Linked DNA regions of Homo sapiens: region 2 is linked to region 1. A link is a loop called in an ENCODE intact Hi-C map of the cell type or tissue named here. Cell type or tissue: PC-3. All regions are shown on one strand. Links, peaks and the distances in the headings refer to the core of each region. The heading gives the core; the rest is flanking DNA.

Region 1 (2,842 bases), core at 1-2,500:
AAGCTGGACAGTCTGGAGGCTGCAGCCAAAAGCAAGAACTGCTCCAGCCCCCAGAGAGGTGGCTCCCCACCCTGGGCTGCAAACAGCCAGCCTCAGCCCCCAAGGGAGTCCAAGCTGGAGTCATGCAAGGACTCGCCCAGAACGGCCCCGCAGACCCCGGTCCTTCAGAAGACTTCCAGCTCCATCACCCTGCAGGCCGCAAGAGTTCAGCCGGAACCAAGAGCACCAGGCCTGGGGGTCCTATCACCTTCTGGAGAAGAGAGGAAGAGGCCAGCTCCTCCCCGTCCAGCCACCTTCCCCACCAGGCAGCCTGGCCTGGGGAGCCAAGATGTTGTGAGCAAGGCTGCTAACAGGAGAATCCCCATGGAGGGCCAGAGGGATTCAGCATTCCCCAAATTTGAGAGCAAGCCCCAAAGCCAGGAGGTCAAGGAAAATCAAACTGTCAAGTTCAGATGTGAAGGTGAGTAGAGGTAATTAGGGTCACCGATTGCCAAAATGTAGCCCCTTGGTGGCCACTCCCTTCCTTCAGCACCCAGCTAGTCTGCATCACCTATATCCACTCATCTTCTTGGACTAGCTCCCCTAGAAAACCACCTTACAAGGGCCTTCCCCTTAGGAGTGACTCATTGTAGAAATGCCCTTTATTCTGGAGAGACCCCTAACAGTAGCCTGTTGTTTGCTCTTGGATAGAGTACTGGCCCTGGCCCTAGTTCTTACCACCCTAGAAGAAACACCCTCATTATCGCCAACATCGAAAAGCAAACCTCATGGTCTCCTCCGCCCTTTCTTCCCCTTGCCTGGCTTTGGCCAACCTGGAGACCTTGCCCATCACGCTGTATTCATCCTCCTCAAGGCCCCTGACTCTCTCAAGAGGTTTCGTCTTGTGGAGTGTGGTTGAGGGTGAGGAAGCAGACTCAGAGGTGGGAGGGCAGCTCCACACCAAACTGAGCCCTTTCCTCCAGCTCACACCTTCCCCACCTACCTCACAATCACAGGGTGCTCTCCAGGGCATAGGGAGCTCACGTTCTTTACCTGGCCCTGTAGTTTCCGGGATTCCAAAGCCTGAAGTGGCCTGGTTCCTGGAAGGCACCCCCGTGAGGAGACAGGAAGGCAGCATTGAGGTTTATGAAGATGCTGGCTCCCATTACCTCTGCCTGCTGAAAGCCCGGACCAGGGACAGTGGGACATACAGCTGCACTGCTTCCAACGCCCAAGGCCAGCTGTCCTGTAGCTGGACCCTCCAAGTGGAAAGTGAGTACACTTCTCCAGGTCACCCCGCATTCTCTGTGGGACAACCATTCATGGGGTGCTTCACCTTCTGCAGATGGTTCATCTCCTATAGCCCCCTGCCTTGGTGCACAGCCCGACAGAAATGTCACCCCCAATCACATGCCAAGGCCAAGTGTGTTGCTCTAGGCCAGTGATTCATAATCAGGAGTTCACATCAGAATCACCTCAAAATAAACATGCATGGCCCCACACCCAGCCCAACTGACAGCTACCTTTCCTAGGTCCCTCAGCTGTTTGAATAGTGCCGTGACTCACGTTTGTAACCACAGAGAACTGAGTGTTCATTAAATATACAGGTTTAGAGTAATGTGAGATGATGTGGGATCCCACATCTTTTATGTTTATTGTACTGTCTGTTTATAAAAGTAATGCATGTTCATTGTGGGGAATTTAAACAATATATAACCTTATGACTCAGAAATAAATTATATTTTAATGTTTTTTATACAAACTTACCATTGTGGTATTTGTATACTGCTTTCTATCCTAATTTGCTCATGTGATATTAACATCTTTTTATACAATTCTTGGAAAGCATGACTTTTAGTAGCCATATAATATTGCATGAAATGGCTGTATCTAATTTAGGTATGCTGTTATTTGTTGAATAATTAAATTGTTTCCATTTTTCACTATTATAACATACCTATGATAAATATTCTTGTACCTGTCTATCTCTATAAAATTTCCCCCTTACTCTAAATGCATATGTAAGCCCCAGGCCCATGCCATACCCTTGAGAAATGCATTAACAAATACCACAAGAGTAGAATCTGCAAATTGCAGGCTGCTGGAAACTGTGGAACAAATAACTTTCACCCATTTTTTTTCCACATACAAATTGCAAGCAAAAAAAAAAAAAAAAAGACAACCTATAGAAAACTTATATTAGAAGGTATATAGTAACATCAACAATTACAATAATTTTTGATAATCTTCTGCCAATCCTGACTGAGATAATCTTTAAAAAGTTTTTATGGGAACATCAAGAGAATTTGGACACTGATAAGATTTAATATAAAGGAATTCGTGGTGTTTTAAGATGTGATGGTGGTCTTGTTACTTTTTTTTTTATAAGTTCATCTGTTTGAGAGATATATCCTGAGTTATTTACTGGTGAAATGATATGGCTTTTTATATTTGACTTAGAAATAATTCATGTTTGGGGAGCACTGGCAGGGATATCAATGAAATAATATTGATATAAATGAAAGTTGAGAGATGGGTACATAGGAATTCACTACACTGCTTTGTCTACTTTTGTGTGTGTTTGAAAATTTTCAAAATGCACATTTCCAAAAGAAAAAAAGAGTTAGTGATGTATCCATATAGTAGAATGCCAGACAACATCCTGTAGACTGATGCTAAAACATGTTCAAGATGCACTAGGAAGGGAGAGGAGCAAAGTACAGGCTCATGTGTAAATGGAAGAAAAGATCTGTGTACACACATGCAAAAGATGCCTGTGTGTGCACAAATCATTTCTGGAAGAGCACAAAAGTCCCTCTAGGAAGGGGAAACTAGGGGTTCACAGGAAGGAATGGGGCATCTT
Region 2 (2,915 bases), core at 278-2,777, 100 kb before region 1:
CTACAGGAGGTTCACTAAGAAATCCACAAACATCATGTGGTAGCCTACCAGGTGCTCCTTAGCTGCAGGAAAGATACCCATGCCCTGGAGTGTTGTATGTTTCCAGACACTCAGAACACTTCTAAGTGTTTCTTGATGTTTCTGGTATGGCATAACCCCCAAAATATATTAAGCAAAATAAAGCAAGGTGTAGAAGAGTGTGTATAATATGTTATTATTTGTATTTAAGAAAAAGTGGGTATAAAAATATACATGTATTTTCAAAACATATCTCTAGAAGATGTGATTACATGGCTGATTCTGGAAGAGAAGTTGGTGCTGGATACCTAGGAGCTGGGTACCTAGAAGCAGGTGTGGGTGAAAGACATTTCACTATATACTTTTGTATCTTTTCAGTTGAAGGGGCAAGGGAAAACTTCTCCTTTGCCCTCTGAAGGTTCACTAAACATCAAATGACAAAAGGTGGATTAATAGTAGAAGAGGCACATAAATTTATTTGATCATAGTTTTCCATGACATGGGAGCCTTCGAATGAAGACCCAAAGATACAAAGGAAACGTTCATTTTTATGCTTAGGTTCAATAAACTGTGGACAACTGTGTAAAAATATGATTGGGCAAAAAGGGTATAATCTAATGCTAATAGACTGAGTAGGGAAACTCAGCAAGGCCTTTCTGTTTGTATTCCTCCTCTCTGTGCAGCATTTCTTCCTTCTGATGGGGCAAGACTCTCTCTGGAATGGGGCTCTTATGACCTACAGTCAAACAAGGTAGGTCAGATAATTTCTTTATGGCCAGTTTTTACACAGAAAGGCCAGGGGGAGAAGTTAGAATAATATTTTTAGGTTTCCTGGCTGGCTTTAAGGAAAAGGGATTCTGGTTTCTATAACCTGCCTTGGGGAAGAGGGATTCTGGTGTCCTTGGAGGAGAATGAGTGGCCAGAGACAGGAGGGAAGAAGAAGGTCAGAGAGAAACTTTTGCTTCTGAGGCTGCTTCTGAAGTCTTCATTTTGGGGTATTGTTTTCTGAGCCCCCAAACAATTTCAAACCATATAACTGTATTTGCTATTCAAACAGGAATACAAGTTAAATTAAAACAAAATCTTCCTAGGATGGTTAATTAAACTTGAGGCTCAGATTGGCCCTTGATAATTTACTCTTTGTCCTTATTTCTCATCCCTGGGGTCTTCTGTCTTCAGGTCTTCCACCCCTGATCAGTTGCCTGCCACAGACATATTCAAATATTCCCCTCCGTCTCTGAGCCTAATAGAAACTCTACACAGGGATGAAGCAGGATTTCTAAAATCTCTCTTGTGACTGATTGCCATATTGAACCTCAGGCTTTCTAGACCAGTGGTTCTCAACCTTGAGCCTGCATCAGAGTCACCTGGAGGACTTGTCAATACGCAGGTTTCTCAGCCCCACACCCAGAGTTTCTGATTCAGCAGGTCTGGGGTAGGACCCAATAATCTGCATTTCTAACAAGTTCCCAGGTGATGCTAATTAGGGACCACACTTTGAGAAACACTGCTCTATCCTAAAATAGTTTCTCCTATGATGGATTGATGTGTAGTTTTTGTGTTCCAGTTGTGTCTTCATTTAGACATATAAAGAAATAAAAGGAGAGCTATGTTCCTTTCCATGGGCATGCTTATAGTGCACCATTGCCCAGCTCTCTGTCCAGCCAACAATACCCTTCAGGCTCGTTATGCCTCATAAGACAATATGCATTTTACCACCAGCAGAGCTGACACATCAGAAACCTGGCATCCTCCTTCATCTCTACTTCCCGGAGCAGACATTCTTGTGGTCACTGCCATCAACTCCCTGTAAAGACTTAATTGGTATTTTAGAGCAGGCACTAGAAGAGTCATGCTAATTACTCATTTCCCTTCCAGTGTTTCTCTCCAGTGGTGCTATTAGCATTTTAGGCAAGACAAAATGCTTTATAATGCTCTTTATAATGAGCATTCTATTTAATGTAGGACATTCAGCTCCTTTCCCTTGTTCTCAAGTCGTTGTGACAGTCAATAATCCCACTGCGCATCCCAATGCTCCCTCAATCCCCCTAACCCTTAACCCCGTGCAACCTGCCTGCACCACCTTTACCCACCTGCACCCCCACCTCCAGGATGGGTGATGAGGGCAACTCAACTTTCCACTGAGAACCACCAAGACCTTTATTAAATTACCTGTCCAGACCTTTGCTTTAGATCCCTGCAAAAATCCCAAGACATATTTTATTATTTTCCTTTTTATCAAATGTTGATATTAAAAAGTTACCAAACTCTGAGGCTGGGCGCAGTAGCTCACGCCTGTAATCCCAGCACTTTGGGAGGCCGAGGCATGTGGATTGCTTGAGGTCAGGAGTTCAAGACCAGCCTAGCCAACATGGTGAAACCCCATCTCTACTAAAAATACAAAAATTAGCAGGACATGGTGGCGTGCACCTGTAGTCCCAACTACTTGGGAGACTGAGGCACAAGAATCACTTGAACATGGGAGGCAGAGGTTGCAGTGAGCTGAGATTGCACCACTGCACACCCCAGCCTGGGCGACAGAGCAAGATCTGTCTCCAAGAAACAAAAAACAAACAAACAAACAAACAAAAAACAGTAATGAAATGCCAAATGTTTCCTTTTGAAAACCCTATTGGTAGAATTGTCCATTGTTCAGTGGACAATTTTCCAGTGTTGTTCAGTCCTCTCTCTGGAGAGAGACCTTTTGGAGATTAGCACTGGAGGGCCCTGTTACCTGATGAAGTGGCTTCGTGTCCTCATTTGACAAGGAGAATTGTGTGACCTCTCCTGTTTCCTTTTTTGCCATGAGTGTCAGGGAACTCGGGGATAGATGTAATGCCTGATAGGGTTGAAAAATTAGCTTAGAAAATCATTTCACCCATATTATCAGCTTTTAT

Evidence for each region. A loop is a pair of places that touch in the nucleus more often than their neighbours do. Peaks named below come from ENCODE experiments on the same cell type or tissue, not always from the same donor. Only the 100,000 strongest peaks of a DNase experiment are listed, where the experiment ranks them.
Region 2: it touches region 1 in a loop (4-fold over the local background); 1 of 110 quality-filtered maps calls a loop at or near these places.

The regions. Positions count from the first base shown.
Region 1 is chr3:123,731,305-123,734,146 of GRCh38, reverse strand. It overlaps MYLK (myosin light chain kinase), which reads left to right. Exons shown (of 34, transcript NM_053025.4): 10 at 1-460; 11 at 1,045-1,251. Among named protein-coding and RNA genes, the nearest start is that of MYLK-AS2, 43 kb to the right of the region's middle. In PC-3, for the core only: no CTCF peak of the experiment used is centred there; a DNase peak (open chromatin) is centred at 1,516; H3K4me3 peaks cover 490 bases; H3K27ac peaks cover 2,047 bases.
Region 2 is chr3:123,833,722-123,836,636 of GRCh38, reverse strand. The region is part of intron 2 of MYLK (myosin light chain kinase); the gene reads left to right. Among named protein-coding and RNA genes, the nearest start is that of MYLK, 49 kb to the left of the region's middle. In PC-3, for the core only: no CTCF peak of the experiment used is centred there; a DNase peak (open chromatin) is centred at 1,776.